4 separate regions of the Homo sapiens genome follow, and all the other regions are linked to region 3. A link is a loop called in an ENCODE intact Hi-C map of the cell type or tissue named here. Cell type or tissue: sigmoid colon. All regions are shown on one strand. Region 1 holds the start of DYNLT3 (dynein light chain Tctex-type 3). Region 2 holds the start of TSPAN7 (tetraspanin 7). Region 3 holds the start of RPGR (retinitis pigmentosa GTPase regulator). Region 4 holds the start of SRPX (sushi repeat containing protein X-linked).

Evidence for each region. Hi-C counts contacts between places; a loop is a spot of excess contacts. Peaks named below come from ENCODE experiments on the same cell type or tissue, not always from the same donor. Only the 100,000 strongest peaks of a DNase experiment are listed, where the experiment ranks them.
Region 1: a loop joins it to region 3, with 12 times the contacts of the local background. A loop is called at or near these places in 10 of 110 quality-filtered maps.
Region 2: a loop joins it to region 3, with 3 times the contacts of the local background. A loop is called at or near these places in 9 of 110 quality-filtered maps.
Region 4: a loop joins it to region 3, with 2.0 times the contacts of the local background. A loop is called at or near these places in 11 of 110 quality-filtered maps.

The regions. Positions count from the first base shown.
Region 1 is chrX:37,844,246-37,852,245 of GRCh38, forward strand. It overlaps DYNLT3 (dynein light chain Tctex-type 3), which reads right to left and starts at 3,326. Exons shown (of 5, transcript NM_006520.3): 1 at 3,236-3,326; 2 at 2,072-2,113. The coding sequence starts at 3,265. RefSeq lists a silencer at 2,990-3,099. In sigmoid colon, no CTCF peak of the experiment used is centred here; a DNase peak (open chromatin) is centred at 3,376; H3K4me3 peaks cover 1,745 bases; H3K27ac peaks cover 1,086 bases.
Region 2 is chrX:38,557,653-38,565,652 of GRCh38, forward strand. It overlaps TSPAN7 (tetraspanin 7), which reads left to right and starts at 3,890. Exons shown (of 8, transcript NM_004615.4): 1 at 3,890-3,975. The coding sequence starts at 3,895. RefSeq lists an enhancer at 3,990-4,491. In sigmoid colon, no CTCF peak of the experiment used is centred here; DNase peaks (open chromatin) are centred at 3,689, 4,049 and 4,819; H3K4me3 peaks cover 2,387 bases; H3K27ac peaks cover 1,302 bases.
Region 3 is chrX:38,323,778-38,331,777 of GRCh38, forward strand. RPGR (retinitis pigmentosa GTPase regulator) reads right to left here and starts at 3,732. Exons shown (of 15, transcript NM_001034853.2): 1 at 3,563-3,732. The coding sequence starts at 3,590. It also overlaps a transcript of OTC not described here. RefSeq lists a silencer at 3,421-3,670. In sigmoid colon, a CTCF peak has its summit at 3,892 (motif pointing left); DNase peaks (open chromatin) are centred at 3,454 and 3,814; H3K4me3 peaks cover 1,765 bases; H3K27ac peaks cover 924 bases.
Region 4 is chrX:38,216,509-38,224,508 of GRCh38, forward strand. It overlaps SRPX (sushi repeat containing protein X-linked), which reads right to left and starts at 4,363. Exons shown (of 10, transcript NM_006307.5): 1 at 4,188-4,363. The coding sequence starts at 4,284. LOC124905176 (a long non-coding RNA gene) reads left to right here and starts at 4,400. Exons shown (of 2, transcript XR_007068212.1): 1 at 4,400-5,291; 2 at 6,914-7,184. In sigmoid colon, a CTCF peak has its summit at 3,653 (motif pointing right); DNase peaks (open chromatin) are centred at 3,683, 4,023 and 4,433; H3K4me3 peaks cover 2,773 bases.

The DNA.
Region 1 (8,000 bases), 480 kb before region 3:
ATATAATATTAAAGTAACAGGCATATGGTTTGAAAAATCCAGTAGAACAGAAAAGCTTAGAATGAAGAGTTTCCTTCCCACCCTTTCCTTTCCCATCCCCAGTCCCATTCCCCAGAGGAAACTCATCAGTGTACAACTGTTTTTATTTCTTCCAAGGGTTACTTATGTATCTCCAAATAATGTTTATCTCACTATTTCCTGATTTATGAATTATAGGCAACATCCATGTAACTCCTACTATGATAGATGAAAATTTGGTTCCCTCAGACCACCCGCCCCCTTCTCTCAATATAGTGAAATCACGATTTTTTAACTTAAATATATTTACACTGTTAGAAACATGTTTCTTTTCCACTCTGGATGTTTTCTTCAACGCAGAGGATTGTTCTTTAACATTCCTGGCCTCTTGTCCTGTCAGTTATTCCTCCCCATGGAGGTGGAATGAGTTACCTGGTTGGTGGGTGATAACCATTGTTCTAACATCTCATTTGGGAGTCTCCCAAATGTGTTGAACTTGGGCTTTAGTTTCTCCTTCCCTCTCCACCCAAACCAATGAAAGGCACCAGCCTGAACAAGTGTTTCTCTCTGCTGACTCAAACTTTCTCTTGGATGACTCTTCCCAGGGCTGAACTGAATGGGAGTTAGCAAAACAAGGTACAATCATCAAACTGGTTTTTATCAATAATAAAGGTGGTATTTTGTTCTCTTTCTAATGGCTCTTTTTTCTTTTCATTTGGTTCAGAACTTAAGGAAGAAGGCACTATTTAAATGGAATCCCAAATAGCCCAGCATTCTTTCTTTTATGTTCCATCAACCAAGGACAGTCTTTCCTGACTTGCCACTTTGAAAACTAAGATCACTCCCTTCTCATTACCTCCACTCCCTCTTCCACCTCCCAGTTTCCCTCATTTGTGCTTTTACATTGTAAAGGTATTAAAAACCTTTGCTTTCTACTTTTAATAATTAAATACTCTCAGGCTACATAGATAGAATGCATAATTCTGAAGTATTCAAATATGGCAGGATTTTCAGGTGCCTGTCTATTCCTCTCAGACCTTGAGTTAATTCTAGCTGTGTAAGGCCAGACCTGGGTGTCAAAAAATACCTTTCCCACACTGTGGTCTGTATGTGATACCTCTAAAATAATGAACGGTCCCCTGCCAGAATTAATTCCCAAAGGTAATTTCTTTTCTATTTGCCTAAAAGGAGTTTCAAATATTTTTCTTAAAATTTTGATTCACTATCATATCAATGCTTAAAATATGTTAAATGATCATTTTTTCCAATTATATTGGGCAAAAAAGTGTACATGCCCAAAGGCAGATATTTCTAGGGCTTTTGTTATCTATTTTATACAATATACATATATATTATACATATACTTTACATTATAAAAGTTGACGTGTGTACATATATATGCGTACATATACTTTATAGCATTAACATTTAAAATAATGTTTGCTTTCTGGAATAAAAGTTATTTTATCCAAAAGACAGGGCATCAATTTTAAACCAGTTTTCTAGACTAAGAAAATCCTTAAGCATCTCTTTCAGAATAAGCCTCAAGATGCTGATAGCACACAACAAAATATAGAAGGACCCCTATAAAGAGTTAGTGGATAAATATTTAAAATCTTGTTCTTGGCCGGGTGTGGTGGTTCACGCCTGCAATCCCAGCACTTTGGGAGGCCAAGGCGGGTGGATCACCGGAGGTCAGGAATTCGAAACCAGCCTGACCAATAAGGTGAAACCCCGTCTCTACTAAAAATACAAAAATTGGATGGGTGTGGTGGCGGGCGCCTGTAGACCCAGCTACTCGGGAGGCTGAGACAGGAGAATTGCTTGAACCCAGGAGGTGGAGGTTGCAGTGAGCTGAGATCACACCACTGTTCTCCAGCATGGGTGACAGAGCGAGACTCCATCTCAAAAAACAATAAAATAAAATAAAACAAAACAAAATATTCTTCTTTTAACAGTAAGGTTTCTAAGTTTGTGCTGAAACTCAAAATATAGCTTTTAAAAATCTCCACCAGTGCAGCAAGCTTCAAGAGAAACAAAATGTATGACTCACCTCTTTGACAATATTGTGGGCTTCCTCAGCATTGAAGCCAACCTAAAGGGAAAACAAAAGGTAAAGCTGCTTTCAACACAGGCTTACAAGTATGACGCTACACAGAATATCCTAGGCTGGCCTAGACAGGTGTTAAAGTGTTAAAGGGCATCAGGTCTACAGAAGGGGCCAATCTTGCCCCTAAACACTTAAAAATACTGAATGCTTTCCCTACCTACCTCCCGTGAGGTCTGGGGCAGAGCCTGCAAGTCTACATTTTTTTTTAAAAAAGTGCTTTATACTGGTGATTCTAATGAACATCCTAGATTAAGAATCATTGTATTGTAAAACGTAGGAAATAAGCAAGAGGTGACTATGAGGATGTTATGTGTCATAAGAATATAGAAATGGTTTCAGCTAAGTGAGAGAATGAAGTGGTCCATATGAAGAGAATGCTTAGTAGACTATTTTCAATTTTGTTTTTAACTTATGCTAGGCAAAAATTTCTAGGCAAAAATTCCTTTCCCAAATTAAAGATTATGAAAATACTTGATAACTCAAGATTAATATCACTTTAGTACTATAAAGTGGTCTGACAACTTAGTCTTTTCTTTGGAGTCCCCATCAATAACAGGGAGATAACAACTGACATCATGGGTTTCTGGTGAGGGTTGGGAAAGCCTGAGTCAGTAAGCAAGGGCTCGTAATCCATAAAGCACCTCCTTGCCTAATCCTGGCAAGCATTACCGGGAGCGGGAATGGCAGTGCCACCAGGACCCCGAGACTCCGAGCCATGGGGGCTGCAGCACCCGCGCTGAGGAAGCCAAGGGACGGAGGCAGCAGCGGGAAGACCCGTTTTCGAGGCCCGCCCGGTAGGAGGGCGGCGCCCGTCACCCCATGCCCACTCCTCGCACCCAAGTCAGGCCTCGTCCTCCCAACCCTGCCCCGACCCCACCGTCTGATCCGCGCGCTCCTGGCCACCCCTCCCACCCCGAATCTCAGGACTTTGGGGTGGGGAGAACGGGTCGGGCGGGGCGGATCCCGGGCCCAGGGGAGAGGACCCGGGCTCGGAGGACGCCGCACCCCAACTCTTGGGACCGCCCTCGCTGGGAGACCACCCGGCAAGAGCCCCGCGCAGAGGAAGGCGGGAGTGGGGGGCGCTCCCAGGTAGCCAAGGGGCGGTACCTCGTCGCAGTGGCGATGGTACTCCTCCATGGTAGCGCCGGCTCTCCCTGGGGCGGAGCGACACGCCGGTAGAGCACCGCGGCCGCGCACTGGCCTCCGGGGAGGCCCCACCCCCGTTTATGGCCTAGGGCCTTTCCCTACGCAATCCCCGCCTTTGTGTCGCAGTGGCGTCACCTGGCAGCGCTGGGCGGGCTTCGGGCAACGCCAGGCGTCACTTCAGGCCACGCACTTTTTCCTCGCTTCCTCTGCCCTTTCTGGAAACAAGGGATGAATGTAAAGAACTGGGAATGGCGCCAGTGTGGATCAGATGGGGTGACCTAGTGGCAGTTAGTCTAGACTCCGCACTAGTGGTTGAGTGCCCACTGCTGTGATTACTTGCACGTATTTGTTCATTCACCATCATGTGGCACATAAATGTAGTTAATTTCGTGGTAAACCAGCCACTTTGATTTGTCCACTTACTAGCTATGTTACTTGGAAAAATTCACCTCCCACAGCTTCAGTTTTCTCATATGGAAACTTACCATCATACCTATTTCACTACTGGTTGTAAGGATCTGATGAGAAGCTGTATACACGGCTCCTAAAGTAGATGCTTCTCAACAAGAGAACAATGACTACATTTTAAAATAAATGTAGTAATTTTAAATTAGTAATTTTAAAATAAATGTAGTAATTTTAAATTAGTAATTTTAAAATAAATTACTAATTTCCAGATGATCCTAGACACTTCCTCAAAACCTCACAATAAGTCAGAGGAGTTAGTTCTTCCATCACTGCTTTTATCAAGATGAAACTGAGGTATAGAGAATTTAATTTGCCCAAGGTCATACAGCCAGTAGGGTGTAGAAAAGGGACTTGAGCTCAAGTAGTCTGATAGCAGAGCCCAAGCTCTTAACCACTGTATTACTTTCCTATTGCTACTGTAACAAATTACCGTAAATGTAGTGCCTTAAAGAAACACAGTCCTGTTCTCTTACAGTTCTGTTACCAGTGTAGGGTGTCCAGGTTCTTGGCTCTTTGAACAAAGAATTGGACAAAACGCACAAACAAAGCAAGGAAAGAATGAAGCAACAAAAGCAGAGATTTATTGAAAACGAAAGTACACTCTACAGGGTGGGAGCGGGCAGAGAAGCCGCTCAAGGGCCGGGATCCAGAATCTTCTCTGGTCCAAATACCCCCTAGAGATTTCCCATTGGCCACTTGGTGTGCACCCCATGTAAATGAAGTAGTGGCCCACAATCAGAGGCTGAAGTTACAAAGGCCACACTCCTATGCAAACGTCTGATTGGTTGCAAGAAAGCAACCATCAGAGGCTAAAGTGAAGTTACAAAGTTGCACTTCTATTCAAACAAAGATTTGGCCCATAATCAGTTTGATTGGTTGCAGACAGCAACCAATCAGAGGCTGAAGTGAAGTTACAAAGTTCCACTCCTGTGCAAATGTCTGATTGGTTGCTTTTTGCTCTTTGGTTGCAAAAAGCAACCAATCAGAGGTACTTTAAATTTCCCATCTGCCCTGCAGAAAAGGTGGGGATTTGCAAAGGGAATAGCCTCTGGTCCTTTTGTTACTTAGGCATGGAAGGTATGGAAGGTTAGGGTTTTCCTTTTTTTTTTTTTTTTGAGACGGAGTTTCACTCTTGCTGCCCAGGCCGGAGTGCAATGGCGCGATCTCGGCTCACCCACGGCAACCTCCGCCTCTCGGGTTCAAGCGATTCTCCTGCCTCAGCCTTCTGAGTAGCTGAGATTACAGGCATGCACCACCACGCCCAGCTAATTTTGTATTTTTAGTAGAGACGGGGTTTCTCCATGTTGGTCAGGTTGGTTTCGAACTCCCGACTTCATCGACCTCAAGTGATCTGCCTGCCTCAGCCTCCCAAAGTGCTGGGATTACAGGCGTGAGCCACTGTGCCTGGCCAGGGTTTTCCTTTCAATTTAGTTCTATGAAGTAAGCGTGAAACAGTTTTAAGTTCCCTGCCTCCTGACCCTATTCTCCTGCCTCAGTTCTGGAGGTCAGAAGTCTAAAATGGGCCCATAGAGCTGCATGCCTTCTGGAGGCTCCAAGACAGACTCTGTTTCTTTGCCTTTTCCAGCTTCTAGAGATTGCCTGCATTCCTTGGCTCATGACCCCTTCCTCCAAATTCAAAGCCAGTAGTATCTTTTCTCCTCTCTCGCTTCTGCTTCAAAGGAAGTGTGAGGCATCTCTATAAACGAGAGATGTATGACTCTTGCCCTCCTGTTTCCCTCTCAAGACCCTTAACTTAATCACATATGCCATGTGTCTTTTGCACTCTGTATCATATTCACAGATTCTCAGAATTCAGATGTGGACAAATTTGAGGGGGAGCATTATTCAGCCAACCACAACACTTTTCTATTTTGCTCCCCAGAATCAAAGTTGGAAACCATTAGTCTTCTAGTCCATCTCCCTTATTTTACAAGTAAAACTGAAGCTGAGAAGATAAAGTAACTTCTACAGGGCACATAGGTGTTAACTGGACTCCTGGGCTTCTGAACCTCAGGCTCTTATTTTATGAACTTAGAACCAAACAAGGCTGTTTACTTGATAGTATGGTGTTTGTTATTGGTTCTCCTAAGTTGTGGATCATGCAGGGTTACTGCAGAAAAGTGACTGTAATTCATAGAGGAAGCACATCCTCTTTCAAGAATTTTTTTTACCAAAGTTTTCATCCTATGAGCAACTCCGGCAGTCTATTCATGAGAAGGATTCGTAGTGTCTTTGTGAACATCAGTTTTATTTCCCTAAAGAACTGTTTCTATGCCTGGGTGGGTTAAACCCTGAAGTTACCTAATCTTAATACTGCAAGAGCTACACCAGCACATCTCAAGTTTGTGTTATGTGATCATTCATGATGCATATAAAGTGAGATGAAGAAGTGTTGTTCCAGTTACCATTCCTGTGTAATAAATTACCCCAGAATTTAGCAGCTTATTTACTATATTATGCTCATGGATTCGTTTAGTCAGAAATTTGAACAAGGCACAGCAGAAATAATTTGCCTCTGCTCTGTGATGTCTGGGGCCTCAGGTGGGGAGACTCAAAGACTGGAGGAAATTCAATGGTGGGGACCAGAATCATCTGAAGACTTGTTCATTCACATGTCTGATATCTGGGCTTGGATGAATAAAATATTAGCACTTCCAACTGGAGCAACAACACATGGCCCCACCGAGTGGATTGGCTTCTTACCATCATGGCAACCTTAGGGTAGCCAGATCTTTTACATGGCAACTCAAGGCTCCAAGCATGAGGGTTCCATCGAGCATGGCAGAAGATATGTCACCTTTTATCACCTAGTGTCACGAGTTACACAGCAGCCCTTCTACCATACTCTAATCATTGAAACATTCACTCAGATTCAAGGGGAGGGGACACATAATCCACTTCTCAATGGGAGAAGTGTCAAATAATTTGGGGCTCATGCTTTAAAACTACAAGTGGGTTTATTAACTAGCATCCTGTGGTTGCAAGTAACAGAAGACCCAAATAGGATGAGCTGAAATAATGGCATTTATTTTTTTATATAACCAGACTGATATGGTTTGGATCTGTCCCCAGCAAATCTCATGTTGAATTGTAATCCCCAGTGTTGGAGGTGGAGCCTGGTGGGAGGTGATTGGATCATGGAGGCAGATTTCTCATGATGGGTAGCACCATCCCCTCAGTGCTGTTCTTGTGAGAGTAAGTGAGTGAGTTATTATGAGATCTGGCTGCTTAAAAGTGTGTAGCACCTCCCTCCTCTCTCTCTTCTTCCTGTTCTAGCCATGTAATATGTGCCTGCTTCCCCTTCACCTTCCACCATGATTGTAAGTTTCCTGAGGCCTCCCCAGAAGCAGGAGTCACTCTGCTTCCTGTGCAGCTTGCAGAACCACGAGCCAACTAAGCCTCTTTACTTCATAAATTATCCAGTCTCAGGTATTTCTCATTGCTGTAAAGCAATGAGAGAATAGACTAATACACAGACATACAGAGGCAGAGATATTCCAGGTTCGTTTAGTTGCTCAACAAATTTTGGGGCTTCTGTGCTTTTCATCTTTCCATGCCAATATCCTCAGCATGTCAGCAACATTTAGCCTCATGGTCATACACGGCTGCATTAGTTCTGGTATCGCTAGGAACAAAGATATCACGTTCAGTGACTAAGATGAGCATTTTCTGGGGTTGATCGGATTTTCTTAGGAAAGAAAATCTTTATTTCAAGTCCTCAGGAGTTTTCTCCTCAGGTTCCAGTGGCCAAGATTGGGCCACGTGACTCCCCACCGGGCAAAACATATGGGACAACAAATGTTTGTTTTTTCATTCTGTATGGTGAAAAGTGAGTTCTGCCAGCAAGAAAAAAAAAATTGATATAAAGTAAATGTTGGTAGGTCAGTCCTTTCCAAACTTTTCCATGCTATGGCCCACATAGAGGATAATACTTACATGGTACATTGAGGTAAACTGGAGGGGCTTGGTGGGCATCTGTATGGGGCTTGGTGAAAAAATATTTTCATTACTTTATATAATTATATGAAAAAATAAAATAGAAAGGGTGTTAAAATTGAATTTTTTAAAGCTTCCAAATAAAACCTCTTTCAATGCTTTAGTGAGACCCTCAATCTTGGTTTCACCCATATAATATTTTATATCTGGCTCTACGCATTGAACAGCCATAAGCAATTCCTGTTAATGAGTTTTTAATAATTAATTTTCCCTAAATATGAATAAATTATATTGTCTAGAAAGGTTTGCCATAGAAGCAGCT
Region 2 (8,000 bases), 230 kb after region 3:
TTCCTTCAGCTCCGCAACCTACATCATTCCTTCAGGCCACAGGACACTTGGACTTGCTGTGGTTACATATTATTTCTGTGTGTTATAAAATACACATAACATGCAATTTACCACTTTACCTATTTTAAGGTGTACAATTCAACATTAAGTACATTCCCACTGTTGCACAACCATCACCACTATCTAGCTCCAGGACTTATTCGTCACCACAAGAATAAACCCCATATCCATTAAACGGTGACTCTCCATTAGGGTTAGCCCTTGGCAACCACTAATCTGCCTATGGATTTGACTATTACGGACAGTTCATATAAATAGAATTATACATATGCATCCTTCTGCATCTGGCTTTCGCTCAGCATAATGTTTTCAAGGTTCATCCAAGTTGTATCATGCATCAGTACTTCATCTCTTTTTATGGCTGAATAATATTCCCTAGTGTAGATATGCCACAAAATAGATTTCATTAATCTACTTGTCACTGGACATTTATTTAGGTTGTTTTCATATTTTGGCTATTGTAAATGGTGCTACTGTGAGTTGCTTGGTGATATGGCAGCTGTGATTATATATTGATGCATTATAGATCAGTGAATCTTAGACACGTGATAGTTTCCTACAGCTGCTGTAACAAAGTACCACAAGCTGGGTGGCTTTAAAAAAAACAGAAATGTATTATCTCACAGTTCTAGAGGCTAGGAGTCTGACATCAAAGTGTCAGCAGGGCCATCCTCTCTCTGAGACTCTGGGTAGAATCCTTCCTTGCCTCCTCCTAGCTTCTGGAGGTGACCATCAATCCTTGGCAGTCTTTGGCTTGTAGCTGCATCACTCTGATCTCTACTTCTGTTGTCACAATGGCCTTCTCCCTGTGTGTCTTTGTGTTTTCCTATGGCCCTCTCCCTGTGTCTCTTCTTTTAAGGATATGAGCCCTTAAAAGTGCTTGGATTATGGGCCCCCACTACTCCAGTATGACCTTGTCTTAATTATATTTGCAACAACCCTATTTCCAAATAAGATCACATTCTGAGGTACTGGGGTTAGGACTTCAGCCGCACCTAGCCTGGACTTCAATATATCTTTTGGGAGGACACAATTCAATCCATAATACATGACAGACATTACTGTGCATCTGACTCCCCTGGAGATCTTGTTAACATGGGCTTGGAGTGGGGCTTGAGGTTCTGCATGTTCAAACAGCTCTTCCAGTGGATGTCAATGCTGCCAGCTCAGGGTTAGTGTGACTAATATGTTCTGGTTTGCGCAAGGCCTTCCTGGTTTTAGCAATGAAAATCCTGAATGCAGGGAAACCCCTCAGTCCTGGGCAAACTGGGATGGCTTGTCACCCTATATATATGTCATGGGCCACAATTGGAGAGCAAGGATCTAGCTACAAGCTATGTTAATTTATCTACTAATTACATTACTGAATATTCATATTTATCTTTATATTTAAATGGTTTATTTTTGCTAGAACAGTCCAAGTTTTCAAGAATCTGGACCTAAGAGATATTCCAAAAATGCTCCAAACTGTGAGACGGTGAGTTAGCTTAAACTGATGGGTGTCTTCTGTGAATGTCATATATTAACTCACCAAATTATCTATGATGCTTAGCAGTGTCACTGTTGGGCTGAACATTGAGATTTCTGACCTCTTTACAAAATAATTATACATGGCCAAGATCTTTTGATGCTAAGGATACCCACTGGGCTTGAAGTCTTCAGTATCCTTTCCCTGCTGCTGCAGCAGTTGGAATCAGCCTGGAGTCTGTAAGAATGAAAGAGAAAGCTCCTCTCTGAAGTTGGGTTTAAGTTCATTGCAGTATGGGGCAATGCCCCTCAACTCTTGCTTAATATTCAGACCACCTGAAGAGCTTCTAAAACGCGGAGCTTTCACCCCACACCAAATGACTCCAAATAGCTGGGATTGGGCACAGGCATTCATAATTGTTTTAAAACACCAGGTGATGCAAATGAGCACCCAGCATCGAGAATCAGTGTGCCAAGACCCCTTTATAACAGACACCTTGCTCAACCTGTCCCTTCTTTCACCTGCACCTATATTCCACCCTTGTATGCCCACATACCTTTTTGTTATAGTTGACAATTTCCTTAAACAGGTTCTCCTCTTCCTCATATTTTTGTCCTGTTCATACAGTTACCTTATTGACCTGAGACCACATATAACTGGATAGAGGTAATAATTACTCCTGTAACAACTGACCTTAGCAGGCTTTTCCCAAGCCTTATTGACTCTGTTTTTCACTCTTTCACAAATATGTATCCTTAACATCATCATCCACGATTGAGTTAACCTGTGATAGTGTTGCTGTTTTTGACTAGTCTCTTAGCAATCAAGCTAAATCTCCCACTGAATCTGTGTGTTCCTCTACAAACCATATCTGGGTGGAATGTACGTTTTTATTGTGATATAATTAATATATCATAAAAGTCATCCTCTTAAAGTATACAACTCAGTGGTTTTTAGTAATTCACAGTATTGTGCAACCATCATCACTATGTAATTCTAGAACATTCTCATTACTCTAAAAAGAAGCCGCTTACCCATTAAAAGTCACCTCATTCCTGCCTCCCACTCGCTGCAACCACTAATCTCTTTTGTCTCTATGGATTTGTCTATTTTGGATATTTCCTATACATGAATCATTCAATATGTGGTCTTTTGTGTCTGGCGTCTTTCGCTTAGCATATTTTCAAGGTTCATCCACGTTGCAGCATTTACCAGTAGTACTTCATTCTTTTTTGTGGCCGAATAATTTTCCGTTGTATGGAGGCACCGAATTTTGGTCATCCACTCATCAGCTGACGGATATTTGAGTTGTTTCCAATTTTTGGCTATTGTGAATAATGCCGCTATAAACATTCATGTATATGGTTTTGTGTGGGCATATATTTTCATTTCTCTTGGGTAAATACCCAGGAATGGAGTTGCTAGATCATATGCAAACTCTGTTCAACTTTTTGAGGAACTCCAAATTGGTTGTGAACATTATTTTTTGACCTCAATGCAGCTTTCCTTTACAGGAGGGAGGTGGACTGTACTTGTTAGCGCGCTGCAAATGATTCTCAGGCATATTAAACATTTTTCTGTATTCTGTTAAACATTGTATGCGCAGCAAGAATGACGCCTCATACAGACCTTTCTTGTCATTTCGTTTTATTATTTCAAAATGTAAGACAAATCTGAAAAATGGAGGAGCCTGCAGATACCTGTGGTGGCGAGGATTTGGGGTCTGTCTGAGCTCCGGCGTTCCTGCCCATCCCTCCAGCTGTATCTCTGGCCACCTGTCTGTTCCTGGCACAAACAAGGCCTGCTGGTTGCCAAGGACATGACTACGGGGCCATTTCCATGTGAGAAGGCCCTGGGGGGTGTCAAAATGCAGAAACGTGACTGATGGGCAGCGGGGCACCCATAAACTTCCCATAGCCAGGTGCAGGCATACCTGCAAATGTAACGCCCAACTGTGTACAAAGCAGAAATCTAAATGCCAGGGCGGACTGGGAGAGGTTCCCGTGACCTCTGACCCGGCCTCTAAATTCTCCCATTCCCTCCCCACTGTCCTGCCGCGCCCCGTGTCGCCTCGCCTGGCCTCGCCTGGCCTCGCCTCCCTCCTCCGCTGGGGGTCTAAGCCTGCGCAGTATTGCGAACGCGGGCGGCGTTTCCCGCATGCGCAGTCACTGCCCGGCCCGGCTTTTTCAGTAGGAGCCCCGCGCGGTGCGCGCTCACGCACGCGCACGGCCTCGCCTGCGCGCTCACGAGGCCTCTCGCGGCACGCGCCCCCGCCCCGCGCCGCCCCGCCCCGCCCCGCCTCTTCCCCCTCCCGCGCGCCCGCCCGCCGCCTGCCGCCGCCGCCGCCGCCGCCGGAGCTCTGTAGTATGGCATCGAGGAGAATGGAGACCAAACCTGTGATAACCTGTCTCAAAACCCTCCTCATCATCTACTCCTTCGTCTTCTGGGTAAGTGCCCACGCCGGGCCGGTGGCCGAGTCGCTGTCCATCGGTCCGTATGATGATGCTCTGAGAAAAGAAGTGGGGAGGAAAACCCAAACCAAAAATCAAATCTGGGACCCCTCTTTAAGGAGACAGGCGCGGGGTGCTGGGTCGGGGCTGCAGGATGGCAGGGTGCGGGTCGGGGCTGCTGGAACCCTAGACCTCGCTCCGCGCAGGCTGCAAGGGGCTGCGGAGTGTCGGTGACTGCAGGTTGTCGACCTTCCAAAAAAAAAATGTTAATGCATTAGTTTCTTTTATAATCTCCCGGGATAGGGTCAGCTCCTGGGGAAAGTTGCGGGTTTATTCGTCTGTTTTCCTCGCTGTACACCTTTCTCTCCCTTCCCCTACCAGCCGGTTCGCGGCGCCTCTTGGAGCTAACCTGTGGCGGGCTAGGAGAGGACACGGGAGCGTGGGGTTTAATCTCAGATTCCCAGTTATTCCTGACCCCACGGGGCTGCGGGAGGGAGGCACCAGAAGCACCGTGCCTGCCTGGCTGGGCAAGGGCGACCGAAGTCTCCCAAGCGCACGATGGGGAGCAGGCGTTGTCACCGCGTGGAGGCGCACGAAAGGGAGAGGGTCTTACATAAGCCGGGGGCATCTTTGAGGTTTCTTGGTGACCCAAGAGATGAGTCTTTGGATTCCTTTCCCACCTCCCTGCATCCTTACACTCCCTATCTGGTGGTTCTGTCACTGCATGAGCACAATCCGCAGCGCCCTGGCAGAGGGTCCCCTCCACTTGGTGATAGAGATAGCGCCCCAACTCTACTCCCCATCTATCCAGTGCTGCCGCCGGTCCTTGAAGCTCAATGCAGAAGGGTGACGTCACCCCTCAGCCAGGGCCGCGGGGGGCTGCGTGGTGCACCTCGCGGAGGGATGCGCCTTTCTGCGCGGGGGAGGGGGGAGGAGGAGGAGGGGGAGGAGGAGGAGGAGGAGGGGGCTCCAGGCTTGTGCCTTACCTCATCCTGTTTGGCAAATCATGGAATCAGTGCAGGGCTGACACTGCAGTGATTCACTGAGAGAGGTGCGTGGTACTTAAAGACCATTCCCTGTTATTTCTCTTTTCATGTCGGTGACCCCGTCTTCCCTAGTTCCTTACGCCCATAATCAAGCTACAGCTACCCCGCAGGGGAATGAATATCGACCCTCTTCCCCCCTTGTCCCCCAAATCTGGGTCATTTTAGCTTCTACGGCAGTCATTTTGAAATCTGAGGCTCTGTAGGAAAAGCCAGTTCAACCTTTGCTTGTTTTCTTCTTGCACCCCTCACCCCCGCCCCTCACCCACCACCATATATTAGCCCTATTTTTGCTTTGAAACTGGAGCACAGTGCTGTATGAGGTACCGAGAATCAGCTAGATGGCAAACCGGACTGTTTGCAATGGTCAAGGAAGAAGCAGAGATTTATTGAGGATCAAAAATATTCCTAATGCACCCGGACATTTCCTTATCGCTGGCGTTGGTGGTTCTTCAAGTCAGGGAAGGTATGGACTCCCCAGACCACACATACCAGGAGCTCTGCAATGAGCTAGGATAGATTAACTGGCATATTGCACAAGGCAAACACAGAAACGGACTTTATTTGGACTGACAACGACACAGGTTGAAATGTCTCAGTAGTGGAATTGTGAGCTATGCACAGATCATATCATCTTATGCTCTGCCTGTAAAAAGCAGTAACACATGCTGATTGCTGAAACTTCCCAGTAGCCATTCCTGGGAACTGGTTTAGCTTTTTATGTGTTTCCTTAAATCTCTTTTTGTTTGGCCCTTTATCATTTACTTGACTTCCTATTTGTTACTGGAGTGAATCATATTGGGAGGGGGGAGGTATTTTTATCTTCCTTAAAAATAAGGTTAACAGTGCACATGAAGAAATATTGTTCTTTCAGAATCACTGCAAGCTGGTAAAGAAGGGGGTCTTCCAGGCTGAGGCTTTTCATATGAGCACTTTAACTCTCCTTGCTTACATTCCACCCCTATGAATCTAATTACTTAATGCCCCCAATACATCTTAAACAATCACTGCATTTTATGTCCTCCGGAAGTTCCTTGATGCCTTCATTTTAATTTTTTCTACTTTCAAGATTTTCATAGTCTTAAATGTTAACCTGGAACATTTTCAATAGTTTAAATACCAAAGCCAGTTCTGGCTTTGGTTGTTGTAATCATTTCATACTTACAACCAAAAGAATAAGATCTCTTCGGATGTGTGAGGATATTTTAAACAAGACGTTATTTTTAAGTAGCCTTATTGAGGCATGATTCATATGCCATAAAAGCCACCTATTTAAAGTATACGATTCAGTGAGTTTTAGTATAAGTAGCACATATTTTAGTATATAAGTGGTATATATTTCTGTATATTTAGTATATTCATAGATATGTGCAACCATCACCCCAGTCAATTTTAGAACATTGCATCATTTCACAAGAAACCTGTTTCTTTAGCTGTTATCCCGTTTACCCCCCAATTTCAACTTCCCACCCTCATGCCCACCCCCTGCCAGCCCTAAGCAACCACTACTTTCTGTCTCTAGAGATTTCCATATTGCAGGCATTTCATATAAATGTAATCATACAATAGTTGCCCTTTTGTGACTGTTTTTTTCACTCAGCATAATTACTTCAAGGTTCATCCATGTTGTAGTGTATATCAGTACTTCATTCCTTTTTATGGTTGAATAATATTCCATTGAATGATTATAGCACATTTTGTTTATCCATTTGTCTGTTGGGGGACATTTGAGTTGATTGGGTCATTTAGCTATCATGGATAATGGTGCTATAAACATTCATGTACAGATTTTTGTGTGAACATGTCTTCATTTCTATTGGGTATGTACCTGGGAGTTGAATTGCTAGGTCACATGGTAATTCTAAGTTTAATTGTTTGAAGAACTGCCAGCCTGTTTCACAAAGCAAAGCACTCCTTCCCTTTGACCATGAGGATTCCAATTTCTCCACATCCTTGCCAACATTTGTTATTGCCTGACTTTTTTATTATAGCCTTAGTAGGTGTGAAGGTGGTATCTCACTGTGGTTCTGGTATGAATTTCCCTGATGTGTAATGATGCTGAGTGTCTTTTTTATGTGCTTGTTGGTCATTTGTGTATCTTTCTTGAAGAAATATTTATTCATATCTTTTGACCATCTTAAGATGTGGGGTTTTTTTATATTAAGTAGTAAGAGCCCTTTATATATTCTGAGTACAAGTCCCTCATCAGATACATGATTTACAAGTGTTTTCTCCTATTTTGTGGGTTATCTTTAGATGGTGTCCTTTGAAGTACAAAAGTTTATTTTTATGAAGTCCAGCTTACCTATTTTTTCTTTTTTTTTGTTTATGCTTTTGGTGTCATATTTGAGAATCCTTTGCCAAAACCAAGGTCACAAATATTTACCTGTTAAATGTTTATAAGAATTATCTCTCAGTTCAGTAAATGCAGTTGGTAAATCTTTCTTCAGCACTTAGAACTATGTCTGGCACATAGTAGGTACTCAAATATTTGTCAAAACTTCTGGGATTATGCTAGGTAGTTTACAAAAAGATGACCTTACTGGTCTTGTTTGTTTGTTTGTTTGTTTGTTCGAGGCAGAGTCTCGCTGTGTTGCCCAGGCTGGAGTGCAGTGGTGTGACCTCAGCTCACTGCAACCTCCGCCTCCTGGATTCAAGTGATTCTCCTGCCTCAGCCTGCCGAGTAGCTGGGACTACAGGTGTGTGCCACCACGCCCGGCTAATTTTTGTATTTTTAGTAGAGACGGGGTTTCACCATGTGGGCCAGGATGGTCTCGATCCCTTGACCTCGTGATCTGCCCGCCTCAGCCTCCCAAAGTGCTGGGATTACAGGCGTGAGCCACCACACCCAGCCGACCTTGGTGTTCTTTAAAGTGGAAGGTGGAGGAAAGATTAGACAGAATTATTTCCTTTGTGTTCGTGAGTTGTTTTAATAGGAATTTTTCCCTTTCATTACCTTAATTTAGATTTAGAACTAGA
Region 3 (8,000 bases):
CTATCACAAGGAAGGCAGTCATCTATTACTAATAGTTCTGCTGTCACCAAGTAGATGTCTATTCCCTGGAATGAAATGGCACAATCTGTGCTATTCTTGTTCTAGTTAACACCTCATGGTCTGGCCTCTGACTGAGAGCTTTTCTCCACACACAGAAACAGGACAGTATTTCGTTTCCTCATTAACATCATCAGGCTATCCATGGGGAGAGTCTCTATCAGTCAATTTGGATTTTCTTTGGTCCAGTTTTTCCAAGGAACCTCCAGTGTTCTCATGTAAGGGAAACAATGTTAGCCCAAATGGTGAACTCTTTTTATTTTTGTTGAGACAGGGTCTCACTCTGTCACCCAGCTTGAAGCGCAGTGGCACAATCACGGCTAACTGCTGCCTCGACCTCCTGGGCCCAAGCAATCCTCCCGCCTCAGCCTCTGGAGTAGCTAGGACTATAGGCGTGTGCCACCATGTCCAGCTAAATTTTGTAATTTTTGCACAGACTGGGTTTTAGCATGTTGTTCAGGCTGGTCTCAAACTCCTGGTCTCAGGCTCAGGTCTCAAACTCCTGGGCTCCTGCCTCGGCCTCCCTAAGTGCTGGGATTGCAGGCGTGAACCATGACACCCGGCCAAAATGGTGAACTCTTAATTTCTCTGTTGGTAATCCCAATGAATACCCATAAAACCGGAGACAGCACAGAGAGAAACAAATTACTCCACCACTATCTCTTTCATTCGAACTAAGGGAAAGCAGCTAGAAAAAAAACCATAGGCTTTAAAGGCAATTAGGTATTCAAAGGTTGTTGTAAGGATTAAATGAGATGACATGTATAAAGAACTTAGCCCAGAGCCTAGCATCCTCAAAGTGTTAGCTCAATAGCTACCTCTGTAAACTCTTCCTCTACCATAAGAGTTGGAAATGATCACTGGCTTCTCTGAACTACGTGATCTGTAGAATTTATATGGCAAATAATTGTGCTACCTAGCAATCTCTCTAATCAAACTGTTACACAAATCAGCAAGATTTGTGTAACAGTTTGATTAGAGAGATTGGTAGGTAGCACAATATGTAAGATGAGGTCATCACAAAGCAATAAAAAGCTATACTTTAAAAATGTCGGCCGGGAGTGGTGGCTCACGCCTGTAATCACAGCACTTTGGGAGGCCGAGGCAGGTGGATCATTTGAGGTCAGGAGTTCGAGACCAGCCTGGCCAACGTGGTGAAACCCCGTGTCGACTAAAAATGCAAAAATTAGCCGGGCGTGGTGGTGGGCGCCTGTAATCCCAGCTACTCGGGGGGCTGAGGCAGGACAATTGCATGAACCCCAGAGGCGGAGGTTGCAGTGAGCCAAGATAGCATCATTGCACTCAAGCCTGGGCGACAGTGTGACTGTGACTCCGTCTCAAAAAAAAAAAAAAAAAAAGTCACTGCTTTTCTGTGTTGAAACACAGAGTTCACCATTTGTTACCCCAAATGTTGTTTTTTTCCAACTATTTTCTAAGGTTACAGAGGGTATGCACTACCCATATTGCCTAGCACAAAGTAGCCCTTGTGTGTTCTACTTTTCACACAGAAAAGGTCCCCCTTACACACATGTATATTCGTAACTGTTGAATGTTTTGTTTACCAATTCATCATAATGGAGAGTTTGTAGTCAAATATAACTTTCAACATTGTTAATATAAAAGACAGGTTACCAAGTCGTCAACAAAGGAGCACTTTAGCTTTTCCTGATTTCTGAGAATTCAGAATGTTTAGGGATCCAGTTATAAAATGAAAAGATCCTCTCAACACAGCTACTCAGGAAGTTTCTAATTCTCATCTTACTCATGCACTATAGTTAGTTATAGAGATGTCTTTTTCTCTTTCCAGAAACAGTACATGGGAAAGGACGGTTTATCTTTCCCCCCAAAACATCATCACAAAATGCCACGGTCCTAGGAGATTGGGAGAGGAGTACATGGGGATGTTGAGATTTTAACATTCTTACATCAAGTCATTACCTGATCTGAGTAGTATTCACAAACTGTTGTGGCACAGCGTCATTTTGAAGAAAGACTAAAAACCCCTACCATTTCCCAATAACCATTTAAACACACACATACACCAAATAGTAGGCCAGGTCCAGCTTTTGGGGAAATCCCAAGGTGGGTGATCACACATAAACTAATTCGTACCAGAAAGGAAAACATAGCGAATATAAGTATTAATAATAAATATTAATACGCAAGAGACTAGCCACTGTGGACAACTTTTTGAGAACCACTGTGAGGCATCTCAGTTCCAACTAATAATTGAGTTGGGAGACTAGGATCTAGAACAGACTCTGAGTTTCCCCAGAATGAATTACTTTAACATTTTAACTGTTTTGTCTTGGCTCCCCTGGCTTCCCTGATACCCTCATCCCAAGCCAAGGTTTGGTGGCTCTGCTCTGGCCCTGTAATATCTACTGTCAATTTATATGGTCATTTTGTTTACTTTCCTGTATGTCTCACTAAATTGTGAACTGCAGGCCAGGAATGTCAGTTCCGGCCAGGAGCATGGAAGAAAACATACATATTTCAGTGAAGGTATGATTCTGCTCAAACCCAGTGTTTTTTCAAAATGGTCGTGACCTATTAGTGGGCCAGAAAATCAATTCAGTGGATCACGATCAGCATTTTAAAAGAATGCATTATCAAAAAGGTGTGTGTGGAATCTAAGTGGATAGAACAAGGACTGCTTCACCAGACATCTATTTCTGTTACACGGTATATATGGAGTATCGGGTCACAATGTCAAAAGTATTTCTAACTATGGAGCTCAGGAAAAAAAAGGCTAAAAAACACTCGCTAAAGGGTCCCTCTTCTCCCTCTTTGTCCAATTTATTTCCTGTATCCCCTTTTACCCCACAGCCCTGATCACTCACTCTTTACTGCATTCAATACATAACCGGGAGCTCAGGACCTCCAAAGTGCACAAGTCTGGAGTCCGCACTTTGGGGAGTTTACAGAAAGTGTCCCTCCCTGGCCGGGCGCGGTGGCTCACGACTGTAATCCCAGCAATTTGGGAGGCCGAGGTGGGCTGATCACCTGAGGTCGGGAGTTCGAGATCAGCCTGACCAACATGGAGGAACCCCGTCTCTACTAAAAATATAAAATTAGCCGGGCGTGGTGGCGCATGCCTGTAATCGCAGCTACTCGGAGGCTAAGGCAGGAGAATCGCCTGAACCCGGGATGCGGAGGTTGCGGTGAGCCGAGATTGCGCCATTGCACTCCAGCCTGGGCAACAAGAGTGAAACTCCGTCTCATAAAAAAAAAAAAAAAGTGTCCCTGCCTTCAAGAAGCTCATCAAGAGCTTATTTAAAAAGCATACGAAAGACAGGCACCCTCTTTCCCGTTCTCCCCCATCCTGTTCTTCCCGTCCGGTCCTCTGCCCTCAGTCATTCGCGGGAGCGCAACCAGCGATCCCGCCCCAGTCCGGCTGCCAAGCCTGGGGCCTGTCCCCCTACAGGGCCGATCCGGAGGCGGGGCCCGGCCGCCCGCGGACCCTCCCTCCCGGCCTTCCGCCACCGGCGCGGGCGCAACTCACCGGGCATCAGCTCTTCCGGCTCCCTCATGCCACGGGCAGTACGGGCAGCCTGCGCCGGGGCCAGGAGGCTGTAGAGGACGGTTTGGTCGGGGCTAAAGCAGCTACTCCGCACCGACGCGGGCCGCGAAAGCCCCCAAGTTCCGCATGGCGAAACTCCGGAGATCAACTACAACCGCGCTCCCGGAAGTCAACAAACAGCCGCTACGGGCAACGGGGGCGGAGCTTGGGAATGCAAGGCGGGACAGGCGCCGTTGGGGAGGGGAACGGAGGCCGGGTGGCTGGTAAGGGGCAGGCTCAGGCACAGCGGAGGGGCAGTAGAGACCACGCGCCCTCTGGCGGCCTGGAGCAGAGAGGCGGCCACGCCGCGCAGTGATGCTGTGGAGTCCGCGCCCTTGTGCCGTTGGAGGTCCAGGCGCCGCAGGGACCCTGCCCATGAGTGGCAAACGTCACAAATCCCATACTCCGTGACATAAGCAAGCATCGACACACAATTATGACACTACTAGTAATAGTGACCAGCTGGAACATTAAAGGAGGTAAGCACTCTGCTAAAGATATCCCCAGCATCTAAACCAACATCTGGCCTATACTGAATGCTCATTACGTATTTATTGGACAAATGAGTACTATTACAACCCTGTAAAGTGGTTAATGTTACCTCTGTTTAAGCATGTGGGCAGCTAGTCCAGCTAGTCCAGCCTGTAGTCAACAAAAGTAAAAGCTGAGGTGTATATGGTCCACTACTCACAGAACATACACAAAGGGGTAGCCCAACATCATTGCTCTAGAATTTGCTCAGCGATGTTATATGATGCAGGGTTTCCCATGCATCAACATTTGGCTATCATGAAATAAAGAAGCAAAAAGCCATCTTCCAGAATGAGCAGATTTACGTACGTTTGGTAGTTGTGGACATGGGCCCTAGAATCAGACACAATTGGATTCAGGGATCCCTGAATTACTCTTGTGTGTTACCAACACTTTCTCAGGAAGTTTGCATTAACATGAAGAGGGGACATTAAACTATTAGTTACACAAATAATCATTTACTTACAAAGCAAAGTGGAGGTTACTAAGGAAGTGGTTAACAAGAAGCGTTGACCTGGTGTAGGAGGTTAAGAAAGGCTTATCTGAAGAAAGAACATTAAATCTAAGAACTGGAGAAAGATAAGCCAGGAGGGGGAGAGAGCTCTTGGCAGAGAGTAAATTGTGTATAAAGGTTTGTAAGGAGCTTGACTCTTTCCAGGAACACCAAGAGGCGAGGCTGGTTCCTAGCGAGGTGGCAAGGTCTTGGGCCTATTAAGGATCTGAGATTTTATCCTAAAGACAATGTGAAACCACTGAGAAGTTTTAGGCAGTAGAACAACAGGACAGGATCAGTTATGTGTGTCCCTGAAATCATTCTGCCTGGTCTAGATGCTTTGTAGAGAATAAACTGGAGCAGTGAGAAGGGTTCAGAGGCTATTGCAGAATTTCAGACATGTGGTCAGGATGGCTTGGAGTACAGTTCATTGGTGCCAGAGAGGAGCAGGCAGATTTGAAAATATTTTAGGTCTTAGAATCAACAGGAAATGGTTTCTGACTATTGACTCCTAGACAGTGCTGGACTACCAAATAGTTCTTAGAGCAACAGCAAAGATAGGGCCCTAAATTATTTTGAAAAGGATTTGATATTCATTTTTAGAGTATCATAATTGTTACTACGGGCAAATGAGAATTTTTAAAGATTTACTTTTTAATATGCAGTCATTTGTTTTTATTTCAAAATACAGTAAGGCACATTTTGGTGCTAAGCATCCCAGAAGATATTGATGCAGCCCTACTCCAAGGTTTCCAACATAAGCAAATAGCAGGAGGGGGGCACCATTTACTGAGATGGGGAACACTGAGGAAAGAGCTGGCGACATTGGAGTTAGGTAAATGGGGCAAGAAGAGCATAATGAGTTCATCCTTGAGCACACTAAGACATCAAATTGGAGGTGCTGAGCAGGTAATTGGTGAGCAGAAGCCCCAGAAGGAGGCACGTATTTGAGGAATGACTGGGTCTATATAGTGAAAGCAGGCTTGAGATACTTGCAACACTGGAAAGTGACTGTAGAATTGAGGCAGTAGAATAGGGTCGGGAGGCAGGAAAGCTAAGGCCAATTCATGCTGACTTCCTAGAACTAAATCAAAAGGAAACCCCAACTTTCCATACCTAAGTAACAAAAGAACCAGAGGCTACTCCCTTTGCAACCCCCACCCCCTTTTTCTGCGTGGCAGACGGAAAATTGAAAGTATCTCTGATTAGTTGCTTTTTGCAACCAATCAGACATTTGCATGGGAGTGTAACTTTGTAACTTCACTTTAGCCTCTGATTGGTTGCTTTCCACAACCAATCAGATGTTTGAATAGGGTGTAACCTTTGTAAGTACACTTCAGCCTCTGATTGGTTGCAAGGCCACTAGTTCATTTACATAGTAACCAATGGGAAATATACCAATGGTTACTTGGGAATGGCACCAAGTAACCAGTGGGAAACCTCTAGAGGGTAATAAAATCCCAGAAAATTCTGTAAAGGGGCTCTTGAGCCCCTGTGCTAGGGCCTGCTCCCACCCTGTACTTTAGTTTTCAATAATGCCATCATCTCCGGCATCTGTGAGTCTATTGCTTTACATGGCAAAAGGGACTTTGCAGTTGTGAGATGCTGGATTCAGGACCTTGAGATGGAGAAATTATTCTAGATTAACCAGGTAAGCCCAATTAAATCCTATGAAATCTTAAAAGTGAAGAGCCTTTCCAGGCTGTGGTCACAAAAAGATGTGAAGATGCAGGAGTGGTCAGAGAGATACAACAGCGCTGGCTGTGAAGATGAAGGTAAGGGCCATGAGCGGAGGAATGCAAGCAGCCTCTGAAAGCCGGGAAAGGCAAGGAAGTGGATGCTCCCCAAGAGTCTCCAGAAGGGAATGCAACTCTACTGACACCTTGATTTTAGTCCAGTGAGACCCGTTTCACACTTCAGAACTACAATAGTGTACGATAATAAATGGGTATTGTTTAAGCCACCACCAAGTTGATGGTAATTTGTGACAACAGCAAGAGAAAACTAGCACACCATAGTTGATCTCATCAAATCTTCACAGGAACCCTAAATGAAGTACTAACTTCAGTCTCATTTTTGGGAAGAAGAATCTGAGGTTGAGATCACATAATTTTGCAAGGTCCCATATTTATCAAGTGGTAGATGCAGGATTGAACCGTCAGTTCCAGAGCCACATTTGTACTGCAAATTCACATGAGCTCTACAGTATGAAAGTGTGTGGACCCTTGAGGGTCCCCTACAAGTCCATGCAGCAATGCACACACATCTTCAAGGATGCTCTTGCCTCCTCCAAAGAGCCCCCTAGCAATCTCTGCTTCATCATCATTCAATTCTGAGGCTGTGTTGTGTTTTTTTGGGAGCCCTCTCCAAATTTGCAATGAGGCCACATGACCCCTTCATGCATCAAGGACGTTCACATGCCTCATCACAGCACTTATTATACAGTGTGATGTGATTTTGTGGCTGTCTTTCCACTAGACTGAGTTCTTTCATTTCCTGCATTGCAAGCACTACCTCTCTTTGGCCAGAACATAGCACTATGTCTGGTACATAGCTTACTAAAATGCAAGTTCTATGAGGGCAGGGAGGTTTGTCCATTGTTGTACTCCAGTGCCAGACTATTACCTGGCCCATAATAGCTACACAATAAATATCTGTTGAATGGCAGAATTAATGAATAGCAAGTTCTCAAATACGCAGAGGCTGAGGGTCAATAAACCTATAAAAATAATAATTTAAGCCAGGAGGAGGTGTCATCCTGACCCCATGTAGAGGGGCTGGCCTTAGCTAGGAGGAGATACATTTCTAGCATAACAGGATATAAATGTTATCTATATAGTATTTTTTTTTTGAGACAGAGTTTCCCTCTGTTGCCCAGGCTGGAGTGCAGGGGCATGATCTCGGCTCACTGCAACCTCTGCCTCCCGGGTTCAAGCAATTCTCCTGCCTCAGCCTCCTGAGTAGCTGGGATTACAGGCACCCGCCACTACACCCAGCTAATTTTTTTTTTGTTTTTTTTTTGTTTTTTTTTTTTGTTTGTTTTTTTAGAGATGGAGTTTCATGATATTGGTCAGGCTGGTCTAGAACTCCCGACCTCAGGTGATCCGCCCACGTCGGCCTCCCAAAGTGCTGGGATTATAGGCGTGAGCCACCACGCCTGTCCTATATACTATTTTTTTTGAGACAGGGTCTCACTCTGTCACCCAGGCTGAAGTGCAGTGGCGCAATCTCAGCTCACTGCAACCTCTGCCTCCCGGGCTCAACCAGTCCTCCCATCTCAGCCTCCCGAATAGCTGGAACCACAGGTACACACCACCACACCCAGATAATTTTTGTATTTTTGTAGAGATGGGGTTT
Region 4 (8,000 bases), 110 kb before region 3:
CAAATGGCCCATAAAAGTTAGCAGTTAAGACATCACACAGTCAAGAACTGAGGGGCTGGTTTGAGAAACTCCCTATGAATTGGAAGTTGGGAGAGGTTATTATTCACGCTGCTATTTTGGAAGCGAATCTCTAACCTGGGCATTAATCATAACTTGCCTGCTACAAATTTCATACTATGTTATAGCCTGGCAAAACTAAACCTTCTTCTGTTCAAATTCTCTCTTCACTTTCAATTACTAATTTCAGTTGTGTTCTCTGAAAGGGGAATTGACGTAGCACACATATTTGCGTTTACTAAGGAAACCATTCAACCACTTGGGAAAGGCACAGATCAAGGTGGCCAACAAAAATAATAAATGCAAACTCCAGCTTGCGGTTGCAGTCAGTCTCTCATCTTACAGCCCCCAACAGAGAAGGTTATTGCTTAAACAGAGAGTGTTCGTATATTTAAAAGGAACCTCTGTATCCAGTAAGCCATCGTTTCTATGTATGTAGATTCATGGTGGCACAAAGCCCTGTGTACCTGTGCACATGTTTCCCTCAGCTCCTTTCCTGTCCAATGGCCCATCACTGGAGTTACAGGCACTGTTAATCCATTACGCACAAATATCCATGTGGCACAAAGTGCTCTGCTAGGCACCGTGGGAAATACAAATAAGGGTAAGACATAGCACGGCCCCTGCCTCCAAGGTCTTAAAATCTACAAGAAGAAGAGTGCATAAATTATGATAATATACAGCATTATCAAATATGTGATATATGTGATAAATATAAGAGACATGAGTGAGACCATGGGTGTTAAAAGGAAGGCACGTTGCTTCCCATTGGAGCGATCAAGAAAAGGTCTCATCAAAGTGGGGGTGTTGCTGGATGATGGGCAGAATTTGGACAAATGGCAAGGGGGAAGGATTCCAGGTACAGAAAGCAGCATCTGCCAAGAAGGAAAATGTGACTCAGGTTCTATAAGGATAGGATTTTAGGAAACCAGGGGGAAAAGACTGGAAAATTAGGCTAGAAGCAAACTGTGTAGCCCCCTAAAAACAACTGAGAACTTTTTACTTGAGTGAGAACAGGGACCTGCTGCCCTAAGTTTTTGAGTAAGGGAGTGATGTGATAAAAAACAGTACTAAAGTCAATGGACTTAAAAGACCATTATCTAAAGTGAGAAAGTAAAATGAGCTAGAATTAGAGAGACCAAAAGTGAGAATGTTATAGCAATAATCTAAAAGAGAAAAGCAGCACTTTGGTTATGGTACGAGGACTGATGAGGTGGGAAGATGTGAAGACGCTGCTTTAACAATGGTTTCTGGTGTCTCATTCAGCTCCCAAATCTGCGAAATGAGTAGTAACTAACAAACAACATTGTACTGTACTGAAAGTGTTATCAATGAAGAAAATGCCAGAGGAAAATGACCTGCTCTCCCCAGCATATTTCCTTTTCATTGCAGAGTACTTTTGTCAGCTGATTACATGTTTTAAATCTAAATAGGAATTCCTAGCCTGTTCCCGGTGACACCTTAATTATATAACCTGAGCTAGGTGCTCCATTCCTAGTACTTATCTCCAAATGTGGTATTTCAAAAGACTGCTTCAGCTGATGTAGTCTGGTTTGGCTTTTAGCAAACCTCACTTGGTTTTCCTGACTAGTAAAACCACGCTACTTTACCAGTTTTCTCCAGATGTAAGATTCACGAAGCCTTTCTTAGAGGCCATGGTACTCATTCTCCATCTTCAGCCTTGTTTGCAGAAGGAGGCAGAGTGAACCACCACTATCTCACATGCAAATACAGCTCTAAGAATTATTTTAAGAACAGAATCTAAATTCTCATCTGTTATAAGCATACAAACACAGTCAAACACAAACAACTTTTCTACAAATTTTCCATACACTTCATGTAGGTTTTTATAGACACTGCATCTTTGCTAGGCTGCAAAAAATAGATCAGAGAGCCAGAAAAGCTGCATTAAATTCTAAGATGGAAGAACTCCAGAGACCTTCTAGGAGTGGGAATGAGAATGATTTACTCTCACTCTGACAGATGTGCTATTCACGTGCAGATAGTTACATAATCGACTTGCTGATGGAGCCCTAGATCTCCATCTTCTTTCAGAAGTTCCAGATTCAAGTCCTTCACTTTCTCTCTTACTGAAGATATGATGTCCACTTGCTAAGAGAGTGTCTCTGAAATGATCTTTAAAATTTGTCACCCAGCACTTAGAGTGAACTCAGCCTATGTGATTTGCTTTCAGACCCAAGGGCCTAGAGATTTTCCCCTCCCCAGCCTTCCAAAGCCTCTGGCTTGGACTGAAATCCCCTCCTCTGGATCTCACAACCTCAGCGGAGCACACTTCCCAAGAGACCCCATTGAGCCATGCCAAAAGGAGGCTCAAGAGGAGTGTTTATCAAGCAGCTCCAATCAGCTTCAGCTCATTTGTGGTCTGAGCAGAGCCGGAGGGCAGGTTAGGAGTCAGTGGAGGTGGTGGCAAGCAGGAACATGGTGGCTAAAAGTTGGGAGCAGCTTGCAGGCTGGCAGAGGGAGCCAGGAAAGCCAGGGATAGGTCCCAAAAGACAGGTGGTAGTGAATGCCCAAACTGGCGAACTCATGATTCTGTGGCTGGGCCCTGGTAGCAAGCTGTACTATATAAAGGTGGAAGATGAGAGAAAGGAGAGGGGAGGGCAGGGGAGGAGAACGGAGGGAGGTCGGATGGAAAAGGAGAAGGGGTCCCCAGCTTGAGAAAGGCTCAACTAAAAGTTGAGGTTCCCAGGCAGCTCACAGGCACCTCCCAACTCAGTGCGGAAAAGCTACCTCTAGCTTCTCACCTTATTTGCCCGCTCCCAGAAAGCTGCTTCTGGGACGCTTAATGACTTCCTCTTCCCCTACAGGTTCATTTTAACCTGATTCCTGCTAAAGGGGGTGGGAGAGGAGGTATTAACACACCATGGGAATAACAGTTGCCTGGCAGTAAGGATAAAATTTCCTTTCCACTTTACCCTGAATCAGTTCCTACAAAGCAGCTTAAAACTTAAGAGTCAGCTCAAAACACAAATGTTCCTGTTTATTAATTTACAAATTTGTTCTATTCATTCATTTATTTAGGTGCGTGCAGAGAATTTCCCGCAGCCATCCCTACATCTCCCAAGCACACTGCTAGAAAGATGGGCATCCTCTATCCTTCTACCAGAACTCAGTAGGTTCATTTCTCATACCCTAGATTTAAGCTGCCCACGGTGTTGAACGCAGAGCCAAATATTTGCACGCCCTATAGCCGACGTCACCCACTTTCCCATTAACACTAAATTAAAACGCATCCATGGATTTCCTCTCCATTCCGAGGCAACAGGAGTGCATGGCACATTGCCCTACTCCCCTGAAGCTCTTCGCTAACCTAAGACTCCAGGGTGAGGAAGTTAGCTGGAGCTTTTTAAAGTGCATCTCCAAAGAGAATTTTGCTCACACCATGAGAGCCCCCAAGAAACACCAGGGCCCCCTTAGATGCCGGAGACCACGCCCTCCAGGAATAAGCCGCACCCTCTGCCCAGCAGATCCTTGCGCGAGTAGCCCTCTTTCCCTGGGGCTAATCAAGTGCATGCCACATGTCACCACTCTCAGCTGGCAATTCTTCCTCAGAGGCGCAGACTTTCTCGGAATCCCCAGCAGGGGGGGTTAAGAGATTCAGGGGAGGCCCCGCCCGTGCCTTCCACAAAAGTCGCTTTACCGTGGCTCGTGTCCTGCGGCCCCAAGGGGGTAGCCTGGGACGTGTAGTGGGAGGGCATAGAGGCTCCTTCCAGGACAAGCTGCCAGCCTCCAGTGGGCAACCATGTGAGAGGCAAAATTCTGGGGGTGAGAAAGTAGCAAACTAGTCTGCGGCCAAACTTTCTCTGTGGAGCCTCCTACACCGAAAAGGGTTTGATTGGAACTCTGGAAGCCCGGACGCAGAAGGTGCTAGGGCTCCCGTCGCCGCGAGGGCGCCCCGCGCCTGGAGATGGGATGGTCAGTTCTTCCCGGCGCGTGCCCAGACACCAGCCCCGATCCGCATCATCCCCACCCTCGGGCTGCGAAAGAGGAGTTCTGCGCAAACAAAGGGCGCCCCCGGCACCTCCCTCTATCCCGAGCGAAGGGTCCCAACGGCGACTCCGGGGGTCTTTGGTGCCCAGCTGAGGAGGCAGCCACGCCTCCGATCCTACCTGGGAAGCTGCGGCTGGGCGGGACGCGCAGCAGCAGCAGCAGCAGCAGAGGCGGCAGCAGCAGCAGCAGCGCGGGCCGATGTGCGGGGCTCCCCATGGCGAGCGGGCGCTTAGCTCGCCTCGGCAGCGCAGCGCGCTTCCCGGGGGCGGCAGGAGACCGAAGAGACCAAGGGACTGCGTGCTAGCGGGCGGGCGAAGGCCGGGCTGGAAAACTCCTCCTCTCGCCTCTTTCCCTCCCTCCTTCCTGCCTGGGGCCTGCCCTCCTTTCTCCGCCCCCCCTGGAACACTGCGCGGTTCGGGGCTCTGACCCACCCACCTCCTCCTTTTGTGCCAGCGCTTTTTCTGGCCAGAGAGCGCTGGAGACAAGCCCCAGCAGAGCGAAATATCCTGAAGTAGCTTTCTTTGCCCCAATTTGCGCGCCCCCTCACCCGGAATACACACACGGTATTCAATACAACCGCCTCGAACATCCCAGACGTCTAGAAGGATACCATCTGTGCAGAAAGCTGCGTGAGTCACACGGAAACAGAAGGGGCAACCGAGGGGATTCAGAGTGGCCCACTGCGGCCGGATACTATGGCCATGTTCTCTGTTTTGATCCTCACGACCATGCCCCAAGTTCGCTATTACCATGTCCACTTTCTCCAATAAGACACCGACGCTTAGAAACTTGCCCAGATTCACCCCCGTTACTGGCAGAGCAGGGACTGGAACTTAGGTGTGTAGTTCTGCCGACGTCAAAGTCCATACTACAGATTTTTTGTTAGTTTGTTTCTCTTTTGCAAAGGAATAAATCAAGGACTGGACCGGGTGCGTGCCTGCTCTGCTGCGGTTTAGGATGGGGCTTGAGGTTCTCCTTCCAGGATCAGCTGATGGGAGAGCACAAGGCACAGAAAGTTCTCTGTCTCACCCACAGCCATGGGGATCCAGCTGTAGGTTCCTGCAGCCAGATTTCCTCATTTCCTGGGTTGTTCTCAACCACCCCAAAGATACCACGACCAGACTGGAGCCTCTTCCCTGTGGCTTGGCATCGCTGGATCCTGGCATCAGGACAGGGTTTCTAGGCTGCCCGCAGGACGGATCTGGTTTCTTTGAGGCATTTGAGTAAGCCTCTCATAGTTTTGTTTGTTTGTTTGTTGTTTTGGTTGTTTAGTTCTTGTTAAATCAGTAAGGCAATACGTTGCCCCTTTGCTGTCTCAGAAAGATCTTAGCTAAGGCAAATTTTAGTTGGAGTTGCTGCATTAGGTTGTGCAGTTTGGGCACTGTACAAAGGCATCCAGAGGAAGGGGCAAGTGGGAGCCAAAATCCAAATGCCTTTGGGTTCAGGGAGCTTTGCGTCTTGGCAGGGGCCACATCCACTAGAAGGGCATCTTTCTCTCTGCCACAGTAGTCTGGTCTGATAGCTAGGCTAAGAGCCCTGGGGGCACTCACCTAGAAGTTCTGAATTTGTTTATCCAGAAGGAGTGCCATTTCCCAATTCTCACAAAAGCCCCAGACTTGAACGTCCATCTTACCCTCTCTAGCACTTGGGGGGACTTCGCTCCATCTCCTGTGGGTTTCTCCACTGCTGCTACCTCTTCAGGGAACCAACAACCCTTAAATAACCCCCTAGTCGCAAGGAAATGGGGGAGGTCAGTCTATTCTGTGGCCTCCATCAGACCAGACTTTCCAGGGAGTCATTCTCAACCTTGTTTATGTGGGTCACCTGGGGAGCTTCATGAAAATACCATATCCAGGCTCTACCTCACACTAATAAAATCAGAATCTTTAGGAATGTGACCTGGAGTTTGACCAGATGCATATTTTTGTCTCTCCCCAATCCGCTAAGCTCCACGGTATAAGTTTTAGTATAGGATAAAAATTCTAGACCAGGAGTTTCTCAACTTGGGCACTATTGATATTTGGGGCTAGATGATTCTTTCTTGGGGAGGGGGACTGCCTTGCACGTTGAGAGATGCATCGATGGCCTCTATGCAACAGATACCACTAGCAATCCCCCTTTCCCCAGTTATGGCAGCCAAAAAAATGTCTCCAGACATTGCCAAATGTCCCCCAGGGGAAAAATGCCCCCAATAGAGAACTACTTCTTTAGGTCTGTAAACAAGGGTTAATGTGCACCCCAAATTCCAGGTCCAGGATAGCCTGGCCAGCAGCCTTCCTTTCCTATGTCACCTCTGAAGCAATGTGTCTTCACCACAACCAGTATACATTCTATTACTGGGCTGAGAAGGAACTTCTAGCTCACTTCTATCCACTGATTCTGGCTGGATTACAAGAAACACCACACTTACTGTTGACTTGCTCTCTGGCCTTTGAATGTCCTCACCACAAAGAAAGAAATCAGAAATGGATGAGGTGATGGTCACGCAAAATACTGACTTGACGCTTGGTGCAGTGGCTCATGATTGTAATCCCAGCACTTTGGGAGGCCAAGGTAGGCGGATCACTTGAGGTCAAGAGTTTGAGACCAGCCTGGCCAATATAGTGAAACCCCATCTCTACTAAAAATACAAAAATTAGCCGGGAGTGGTGGCACACACCTGTAGTCCCAGCTACTCGGGAGGCCAAGGCAGGAGAATCACTTGAACCTGGGAGGCAGAGGTTGTGCCACTGCACTCCAGACTGGGCAACAGAGCTAGACTCCATCTCAAAAAAAAAAATACTGACTTGATTTTTTCTTTTTCTTTTTCTTTTCTTTCTTTCTTTTTTTTTTTTTTCTTTGACAGGGTCTTATTCTGAATTTGAATTTGTTTATCCAGAAGGAGTGCTGTTTCCTGGCTGGAGTGCAGTGGCATGATCATAGCTCATTGCAGCCTCAAACACCTGTGCTCAAGCAATTCTCCTGCCTCAGCTTCCTGAGTAGCTAGGACTACAAGCATGTGCCACCATGGCCAGCTAAGTGTTTTTTGTAGATATGGGGGTCCCATAAATATGTACATTTACAATGTGTCCATTAAAAAAATAAACAAAAATAAAAGACTTGAAGAAACATCTCTATATAATGTTTACAGAGAAAAATAACATTTGTTGTTTTCATTGTGCAAGGATATCTTGAAGGACAGATCCAAGTTCAGTTGCCTCTTGTATCAATAAATCGAAATAACCCTTTCATTTTTACCTAACAAAGATAAAGGGGAGAGAACAAGGTGGTATTCTTACCTAGTGGGAATACTAAAAGGAATGCCATTGTTGTCAAAATGTATAAGGTATATAAATCACGTGGGTTAGAGTAATAGGGAACACAATTAGATATAATATTGGGAAACCATTATTTTTCCTTGACAAGCTTGAAGTATTCGATATAAACCCTTGGAAGAACTAATATGAACATGAAAAAATAAAATAAGAGCCTGGAATGAGGAAAAAAAGTCTCTTGCTCTCTTTTCTACCCTATAGAGAAAATTCCAATGGGACTTTTATTTTTCTTATTATTTTTATTCCAGTTTTCTCTCTGATAGAAGAGATGAGGGTAGAGGTAAGGTAGAGGAAGAGGTTGTCAATTCATCCCAATCCCACAATATCTTGGAAGACAATCAGATAGTTAAATAGATTCATAATCTGTCAAATAACTTAAGGGTTAATGAGTTGATGAAAACAAAGAGAAGTCACTCAGGGAGTGCCACAGAGCTATGACACCATTCCTATCCTGCTTGATGTTACTATTTATGAACTAGAAAAAGATATTTTTGGCAAAGGACATGAAGATAGGAGGGCAAGAAACAGATTCCAAACATCTCTCTAGGCAGGCATGCTGTATTGAAACATTAAAAGACAGCAAGGATAAATATGATGTCCTATGTTAGATCTCAAAAA